2 separate regions of the Mus musculus genome follow, and region 2 is linked to region 1. The links are chromatin contacts, found by Hi-C or POLR2A ChIA-PET in ENCODE. All regions are on one chromosome and are shown on one strand. The core of a region is the stretch at or near the end of the contact, and the rest is flanking DNA. Distances in the headings are between cores, read along the strand shown. Region 1 holds the start of Hsdl2 (hydroxysteroid dehydrogenase like 2). Region 2 holds the start of E130308A19Rik (RIKEN cDNA E130308A19 gene).

Region 1 (4,862 bases), core at 1,318-3,817:
AGAGGGGCTACTTGGCCCCTCCTCACTCTCTTACTCTCTCTCCTCACTCTCTCTAGCCTTTCCTCTTTCTCTCTCTTTCCCCCTTCCCTCCTCTTGGCCATGGCTGGTCTCTCTCTCCCTCTCTCTTTCCACCTTCTCTCCTTTCTCCCTGCCTTTCTACAATAAAGCTCTAAAACCATAGACTGTCTCTGTTCACCAAGGCTCACTGTGCTTGGATGATGGGATAGGCTCTCTCCTAACGAACTGTGCCTAATTTCACGTCAGACGGCCTTCCTGTGCTCCAGCCACGGACTGGACTAAGGACACTCGCCTGCGTGGGAACCTCTCTCCCTCTGCCCTCTTCTTGTATCCCTGGGGCTGAGAGTGTTGTCCTGGGGCCCCTATTCTTTTCTCATCTCCTCTGCTGTATCCAGTGTGGGATGCCGGAGACTGAGAACCTGGTATGGGGGCTGCCCCTTGTCCACCACCCGCCTAGCTGGGATCAGTGGCTCCACACAGCCAGACACCCATGCAGGGCCACGTGGAAAGGGTACGGCAGTCCTCCCCCATCTGCCCGCCCATCTGCCCGCCCAGAACACAGGAACTCTGGTTCGAGGCGGGCTCTCTCCCTCGCCCCTCTTTCCCTACACCCACGCCCCACATTTCTCCACATCCTTGCTAGCATCTGCTGTCACCTGAATTTTTGAACTTAGCCATTCTGACTGGTGTGAGGTGGAATCTCAGGGTTGTTTTGGTTTGCATTCCCCTGATGATTAAGGATGTTGAACATTTTTCAGGTGCTTCTCAGCCAAAGAATTCACTGCTACCAGACAAATATACAGACCATTCAGTAAAAGCAGTCAAGGGCCAAAGGAACATTTTAAACTGTCCATATCTCTCTGAAACATTTGGAATTTACAAAGACAAACTGGCTACTCACACCTCCTAGGTAAGGACAGAGATTTTGTTCCTTTCTACCTGCTGTTTCTTCTCACTTAAGAGGTACTAATATTTGTTGAATAAGTACACTCTTCTAGAATCATCAATAATCATTATTATAGGTTACAAACTCACGTGTCAATAGCTAATGGTCAAGGTGATAAAAGGGTAAACAGCCACAGTTTAATAATACGTTTTTATTTGAATATTTAATTAGGGCTAGAGAGATGGTTCCCTGGTTAAGAGTGTTGTGCCCAGATTGTAAAAATCCCAAGGAGAGGACCAGGAATCATACCCCACTGTAATCGCATGAGGGTCTTTATTTAAGCTCGAGCTTGGGCCACCAACCTTCCTGACAGAACAGGAAAGAGTGAACCCCCAGGCCTAAGTAAAGGGGGTTTATAAAGAAAAAAACCCGCAAGCGGGTTTTTGTGTTGGCAATATAGGAGAGGGTAAAGGAATGCTGTCCTTTAAACCTGATAACATTTGTTCAGACAGCAGGGCAGAACCGTGTAGCTGAAAAGGTACCTTTCTGACCTGGGAAGAGTAACTTGTGCTATCAGAACCGCTTCTGATATGTTTACAACCGGCCACAGCTGTCTGGGAACGTTTGTCTCTTTTTCATAGTCTAAGAGTGGGCTATTATCATTTCAAGGGTATTGGCTTCGGTTTCCTTCAACAGCAAGGAGCCATCTGCACTGTGAGAAATGTTGGTTGTTAATCAAAAGGGGTCGAGTTTAAGTGACGTGGAGGCTAGGGTATGCTGCTTTTCTTTTGTTCTCAAGGCTGGCATTTGCCTTTCCCCACCCCCCGCGGGGGTGGGGGTATCGTCAGGGAGAGGGAGGGAGTAATAACTGCTCTAGCTGCGCAGGGTCAGGAGAGTGTAGGATTTGATGTGCAGGTTTCTCTTGTCTGAGCACTGGCTGCTCTTCCAAAAGATCCAGCAAGTTTGACAATTAGGAGAGTATATACCTACCTGTCTTAAGTTGTTTTCTGAACTAAGCTTTAGATAACAACCTCGTTAGCATCTTTTTCTCCCGCTACAAAATACAAAACAATTTCATTTCCTGGGTAGCTCAGTTAGGTATAACTCCAAGAACGAAACTGAATCCCAGACTCGACCTCATTCCGGCATTCATTCCAGGACTGAGGATTCCTTCTCCAACCTTGATTTCTGTGGCCCGGATCATACGATGAACGCTTGCGGGAGACCTTTGCAAAGATCTCTTCCAGAAACTCCTGTCTCCAGACACTGGAGGTCAGGCTAAATTTAGATTCAGTGGCAGCGAAAATGAGAGTGACCGGCTTCTGCAAAAAGCATTTTTCAGATGTCTACAAGTGTTCTTCGGAGAGAGCGCCTTGGCTCGGGGACAGACAGGGGAAAACGACGCCCAGCACCCTCAAGTCAGTCCCCGGAGCGCCCCTCAATCCGCCATCTGGCTGGCTGGGAGCCGTCGATGCGCCGAACCTAGGCTGAGGAGGAAAAGCCTACGTAGTAATGATGCTCTAGACACGCCAGTGGCCCACAGGAGAAACTGATTGTCACCTACAGACTCGGGAAAGGGGCGGGGCGGAGGTGTACTCCAAAGCGCCTGCGCAGAGCGTTGGTTTCCTGGGTGTCGTTTGTAGAACTGCGGGAAGAACCGCCCAGTGCCCGGTGTGCGCAGGCGCACACCGTCTTGTAAGCTCTCGGTCTTGTAGGATCTCGGTCTTGTAGGAGGGCCGGTCCCCGAGCGGGTCTCGGGGCGGGGCCCGGGGCGCGGCTAAATGCGGAGAGAAAGTTCGCCTGTCACTCACAGCTCGCTGCTGTTCCACTGCCACCAAGTTCTCTGAACTGCGAAGGTCATGCTGCCCAACACTGGGTAAGAGGACGGGGGTGGGATGGGGTCAGGGGCCAGTCGGCAGGTCGCCGGCGCAACCCAGAGCCGCGCGCTCTGGAACACCGGTTCGCGGAAAGATAGAGTCGCTGGGACCTGCGCATGCACGAGAACCCAAAGTTCTGTACTACTGAGACTCAAAAGTTGTACACTGCAAGGGGCAGTGGTGTCAGATACTCCACGGGGAAAGGTCGCGAGCGTAGGTGTCCCCGACGACCCGTTGTAGCCCCATCTCGCCTTTAGCTTGGCCTGGTGACAATGTTGCTTTCATCTTCTAGGCGAAAGGTCGCTTGAGACAGTGACTTCAGATTTTCTGTTTGTATGCTTGATTGTAGAATAATAGAAGAATGGTGTTTTGAAAATGGTTTTCAAGTTAGTAGCGAGTTAAAATGTTACAATACGAACATTTCTGGTAAGGGGTTTATTTATTTATTTTACTTAAAAATGAAGTATATTTATCCCAGCCTAGCCAGGTGCGGTGGCGCCTGCTTTTAATGCCAGCACTCAGAAGCAGGGTCAGAAGATCTATTGATTCGAGGCTGTTCTGGTCTACATAGTGAGTGTGCTAGGCTCACTCTGTCAGCAAACGCTACAGAGTTAGAACCTTGTCTACACCCCCTCCCCCAAGCCCACTTATATAGAGACACAATTGTGCAGCCAGTCACCAGGACTTTACAAAATCAAAACAAATACCCATTAAACAATGTTCTTCCCGATTCTTCTTGCCCTTGGTTCCTGCTGAACTCAGGTAGGTCCACTATGTTCTATAAAGTTTATCTTAAGCAGAGTGACAAGTTAAGCCCATTCTGTAATTAGTTTGACACATATAGACAGCTAAAAGACTTAAATAGTTCAAAAGGGTATAAGTCTCTTTAAAACTCCAGTTTCTTTCTGTTTGTATTTTTTGTACTTATCAACATATTTTGTATACCTTACAGGGATACCTTCTTTTTAGAAAATAGTAGCAAACTCCATTTTGGGCTTGCTGTTTTTACCTGACATGTCTTGGCACATACTTAGGTTTCCAGTACACACAGCTTGTCTTTGTCCTCTTGTTTTGTTTGTTGTTGTTGTTTTGAGACAAGGTTTGTCTGTGCCCTAGCTATCCTGGAACTCTCTCTGTAGACCAGGCTGGTCTTGAACTCAGGGAGTTCCTCCTGCCTCTGCCTCCCCAGAGTTGAGATTAAAGGCATGAGCCTGTCCTTGTCCTCTTTAATGGTTGCAAACTATTATTGAAGACCATTATGTACTTAACCTGTTTCCAATTGTTGGATATTAAGTCATTTCCAGCTGTTTGTTATCTTTTTCTTGGTGGTGTTTTATTCTATCTTTGCTTCCATTATTATTCTTTTGTTTTATTTTGGTTTGAATTGAATGTAAACGGGGCTGGTGAAATGGCTCAGCGGTTAAGAGCACTGACTGCTCTTCCGAAGGTCCTGAGTTCAAATCCCAGCAACCACATGGTGGCTCACAACCATCCATAGTGAGGTCTGACACTCTCTTCTGGTGCATCTGAAGACAGCTACAGTGTACTAATGAATAGTAATAGATAAATCTTTTTTAAAAACTATTTAAAAAAAGAATTGAGTGTAAACCTGGCTGTCTTTGAACTTGTGATTTGAACCAGGCTGGCCTTGAACTCACAGACATTTGCCTGCTTTTACCTCCTAGGTGCTGGGATTAAAAGTCTGTGCCACCATGCCTGGCTTTACTATCCCTCTATGTGTCTGTTTACACATAGATGAATATACTATCTGGGATAAATTCTTGAAAGTGAAATTGCTAGAACCAAGGGAATATATTTTAAAAATTTTTGATACTACAAGACAGACAGGTATTCACCACCAAAAGAATTGCACCATCAAAAGTGTTATTGAGAGTACTGAGCCCAATCTAGCCAGTCACAGGTTCTGAAGTTTGAAAAACTAAAGACCCTAGAATAGCCTGAAAGGGGGAAAAAGAATGAAGTGAACTGGCTTTTCTGGATATTAAAGTGGTTTATAAAACTAGAGTAATTAAAAATAGTTCTAATACAGACTAAGTAAATTCTTTGGGAACCCATCCAGT
Region 2 (4,862 bases), core at 772-3,271, 45 kb after region 1:
TGTTAAATATATTAAATCTTTTTATTTTTTAATGTTTTTTTTGAAACAGGGTTTCTCTGTGTAGCCCTGGGTATCCTGGAACTCAGTAGCTAGCCTCTGCCTCTCAAGTGCCCGGGTTAAAAGTGTGTCACCACTGCCTAATTATATTTACAATCTGTCACATTCTCATTTCTCACCTAGGAATGATTGAGATTTCTTATCACAGGAGGGGTAAGACCAAGATGTGGATAGTACCTAAGGCTAATCAGGTTATTTCTAAGTCTGACTTTCTACCATTAGACATGGTTTGGAAAGGGCTCAGTGCTGTGAGGAGAAAAGGGAGCCTGGAAGCAGTGGATGACTCTGAGCTCCAATAACAAACTATGTTCTCAAGATTTCTTAGTTTCTCTAAGCCTCAGTTTCTGAAAACTAAAACTACAACCATCTTATGAACTGCAATATCACTTCTCAGTAGGTACCTGAAAATGTGAGGCTGGAGAGATGGCTCAGTAGTTGCTCTTCCAGAGGACCTGGGTTTGATTCCCAACACCCGGGAGGGAGCTCACACCCATCTGGAATTACAGTTCCAGGACATTTGACACCCTCTACTGGCCTGGGAAGGCACCGAGGGCATCTCTGGCACAGAGATATCCATGCAAGCAGAACAACCCCCACACACATAAAAAAAATTACATTTTGTATCAAATTTTCTATAGAATAGTAATGTTAGTAGCACCAGTTTTGTAGCGTTCCTAGGACTAACTGAATTAACAACTTACTAAGTGCTTGGCACAGACATATCTGGGAGGTGCTATGAAAGGGGTTTTTAAACACACAGCCTTGTCTCAGTGGTGCCATGCTGTGTAGGTAGCTTTTAGTGCCTTGTGTATCAGAGCACCTCTGAGAGTTTTAGCTGTTACAACGGCCCCACTCCTGGGGTGGGATGAATGTGTAGATGCCAAAGTACAGCTCTGAGCTCAGTGAGTCTACTCTTGAGCCAAATACAAATGATGGCCAGCAACATGGATTCAGATTACCCTGGAAGACATGCTCCACTGTGGAAGTAGTTACATTAGCTTTTATTATTATTATTATTATTATTTACAGAAAAAAGGAAGTCATAAAATCAAGGCAATTACCAAATGGCAAGGCCTGCAGGTTGGTGGATTACAGCAAAGTGGGCCAAATTTACAAGTTTCAGGTACTGATGAGATTTGTAGCTTTTGAATCAGTGGAAGCTAGAGGTCAGCTGACAATACATTTCTTCCTTCTTTTTACTATTACTACTACTATTATTATTAGTGGTCGTTTTGCCAGCATGTACGTCTGCACCGCTCTGTCGTACCGCGGGGACTGAACTCCAGACTGTTGTGAGATACTGCCGGGAATCAACTTGGTGTTCTGGAAGAGCAGCCAGTGCTCTTAACCACTTTTTTAGCCACTGCTAAAAAAGACATATTAAAGAGTTTCCTAAGGTCATGAGGGTATTAAGTTTGATGGGTAGGCAATAAATAAATTATTAAGGCGTGTAGAATCTTTAACACCTTGCACTATTCTTTATTTTTTTCCCTGGGAACTCCAGTTTATTAGATGTGTGTGTGGATGCGATGCGGTGGGACATTAGGACACTATGGAGTAAGTACACTGCGGGTCCCAGGCCACCCGGCACAACTCTGTCTGAGGTGTCACACACCTCTAACGCGATCAAGCTCTGCTTACTTCAAGTGTTTAGGCTGAAGTGCGCGGAGGCCAGGACAGCGGACACGCGTGGAAAGTGGCACAGACCGTGCGTGGGTTCTGTACCTGTCGGAGCGACGGGGGCCGAGCTCGGCCGGCTCCGGGCTGCTCGCGTCGCTGACAGGAGCTTGGCCCGCGCCCCCTCAGGGCAGCGAGCGCCGCGGGTCGAGCGCCTTCCGCGGGCGTCGCTACACACTTCCTGTAGGTCCCGCCGCCTGAGGAGCGCTTCCGGTGCCGGCTGAAGCTGGGGTCCGAGCCCCCGCCCCGCCCCTCTCCGGCCCCGCCCCGCGCGGCCCCGCCCCCGCGCTCCAAGCCGGGCGCGCGGAGCCCGGGGCGCACGGAGCGGCGCGCGCCGGTGGCCGAGCCAGGCTGGCGCCTGCGCCCCCCCCTCTCATCGCACCACCGCCGTCACCCGCCGCGCAGCCCGTGGGGCGCCCTTCCCGGTTCACCGACTCCGGCCCCGGGGCCTCCGGCTGTGGTGCTGCCGCCCTCCGTCCCGCCGTCCCTCCCCGTCCAGCTCGGGCCGCCGGGCTCCCGCAGGCCCCACCGCCCGCGTTCCTATGGACAGACGCACAGACACCTGCAGGTGGGTGAGAGCCCGCGCGGGGCTGGGGAGCACGCGGGCGCGGGGCCTCTTTGTGTGTGGGCGGCCGCGCCGTGACCCTCAGAACCTTCCTTTTGTCTGCTCCGGGCCAGCGAGGCGGGAGGGCGCTAGGGGCGGAGGGGTCTGCGGGCGCAGAGCGGGGCGCGCACCGGTTCGCGGCCGGCGGCGTCTTGGCGGGGACTGTCGGTGCGCCGGCGTCCCCCGAGCTGGGCAGGAGGGCGGGACGGAGGAGGAACGGTCTGCCTAGCTAGTTGCAGAGTCTGAGACACCTCGGGGCTCTGCCGGACTAGCTTGGTTGTCCGGAGGTACCGGGAGGTGCGTGTGGGGCGTGTAAAGGAACGTGCGGCGCTTTGCTCCCTTATTTATTGTTTCTAACGGAGGAGGGCTTTCTCCCAAAAGCTCCCCCCAATCTGAGGCTGCGCACAGTGATTTGGGTTTGTTATCAAATAGATCAAGAAACCTAGTGTCCTGGAGAGAGGAGGTTGAGCTGACCAGCAACAAACACATCAGATGAAACAAACAAACAAACAAACAGACAAACAAAAAATGTTTGTGGTTTTCTTACGGCTGACTTTAATTTAAAATGTTAAAGGTCAGGCAGTGACTTAAATGGAGAAAATCGAACATGGCTGATTTTTTTTTTTTTTAATATTTTTAAAGAAATTGTTTTGAAGTTGTGGAGTAAAGTTTTTTCTTGTGGTCCTTAGGATTATCACCGATAGAGTAGTCTACCTACTAAACAGTTAATTGGAGTGTCATGTAGTGACAGCTTTTATGGTAGGGCTTGCATTAGAGAGTAAAACAATGATAGTCTTTCCATGCAGGCTAAAACCTTTGTTTTCCGTTTTAAGATAGGAGATTTTTTTTTTTTTCATAGCATATGAAGAGAACGTGATGTTAGAAGTGATTTTTCCCAGCGGTATTTCCTTATTTTACATGATACATTTATTCCTTACATGCGTACAAACCAAGGGTAGGGTTGTTGTACGTTAGATATAGTGTTTTGAAAGGTGGAAGGTAGTAGCTCTGTTTTTTCTTATTTGATTAGCTGGCTTACTTCGTGAACAGTTGCTATGTGTTCATAAATGATCAAATAATAAATGAAGTACATTAAGCATTCATAAAATTCATTTCACAGACTCACGTTTCTATGTAGGTATTGGGTTATGCACTATGTTAATCTGTTTGTTCCTCACTTTTAGAAACTTTATTTTTGTCTACTGTGAGAATTCATATTGACATACATAAGTCTGACTGTTACCGGGAAATGGTTTTTGTTTTTAATAGTTTTGAGGAGCACTAAACAGCCATTTGGAGAAAATGGAAGATTCCTTTAAAAAGAAAATCTAAATTTGAAGGGAAAAATACTATGGTATGAAAGCTCCTTAAATTTCTATTAAGTTGTTAAAATTTTAAGAAAAAATACAATTCAATGTACTTTTATTCAAGTACCCTATTTTTTTCATAAAAGAATTTAATATGCTTAAAATAGTGACTTTTTTGTGAGAGGAAAATTTACCCTAGATTCTTGCCCCAGTTACATTAGATTAATGATATTGTATACCGAATTTTTATAAGTTATCAGACTATATACATTTATACACACTTGATATCTAGAATATCTAGAAGCAGTTTCCTCTACCATAGTTGATCAGGTTTTGTTGTGACTTCCGGTCTAGATTGGGTAAATGGATTTAAACTATACAAAGGGACAGAGCTTAGTGTGTAGCTCTGGTCCACTCTGGCCTAAACCTTTCCAGCCTCTCTTATAGAAAGCTTAAAGAGGAGTCGTGAATTGGGTTTGTTGTTATCAGGAACAGAGAGTTCTAGAACAGCGTCAGAGTTGCAGCTCTTTGGCACTGGTTGAAATACTAAAGAAGACAGGCTAGCAAGCTGAATTGCTTGTTTATGTATTTATTAGACCGTCAGTGGCAGCGATAAGACTAACAAAGCTTCTCTGTGAAGTGGGGGAGAAGTTAACAGTGCCAGGGTGTGCTGGCACCTTGTGCCTGTATCTGTGCTGCCTGAGAGATAATACCTTGCCTTTTCATTTCTTTTTGACTGGTGTGTCAATACTAATTTTTTTCTGTATTACTAATAATGGTGTAATCAGAAGCATTCCAGAGTAGCTATATATGTGTGTGTGTGTGTGTGTGTATATATATATATATATATATATATAGTCAGTTGGTGTCTGAAGGCATATAAATTAATTTTTGTCCTGATTTTTTTTAACCTTACAACAAGTAAATGCTCCTTGCAGAAAATTTGTGTCAACTAGCCTTTAAAATGAAGTTGCCATTTAGCTGGTTTTTTTTTTTTGTTGTTGTTGTTGTTGTTTTCCTAAGCAACACTAAGCTGTCCTCAGTTAAATCTGGGAGACTTAAAAGTCTACAGGCTTTTTCAGTACTTTTATGCTTGGTACTAGTGTAATAAAATAGAAAACTGTGAGGTAACAGATTTGCTCTTTAGAGACCTGTGAATTTTCATCTTGTCTTTTTCCTATGACTTGTTCTTTCCTATGATGACTTTTGGTCGTGAC

The links. A loop is a pair of places that touch in the nucleus more often than their neighbours do. ChIA-PET counts read pairs that join two places held with the same protein, here RNA polymerase II (POLR2A).
Region 2: a map of left cerebral cortex shows a loop between it and region 1 (6-fold over the local background). The contact joins the promoter of E130308A19Rik here to the promoter of Hsdl2 in region 1. A Hi-C loop is called at or near these places in 1 of 37 maps with a recorded cell type or tissue (left cerebral cortex). POLR2A ChIA-PET finds 5 or more read pairs at or near these places in 3 of 5 experiments (Patski and embryonic stem cell).

The regions. Positions count from the first base shown.
Region 1 is chr4:59,578,996-59,583,857 of GRCm38, forward strand. It overlaps Hsdl2 (hydroxysteroid dehydrogenase like 2), which reads left to right and starts at 2,568. Exons shown (of 11, transcript NM_024255.3): 1 at 2,568-2,780. The coding sequence starts at 2,764.
Region 2 is chr4:59,624,190-59,629,051 of GRCm38, forward strand. It overlaps E130308A19Rik (RIKEN cDNA E130308A19 gene), which reads left to right and starts at 2,022. Exons shown (of 4, transcript NM_001015681.2): 1 at 2,022-2,302.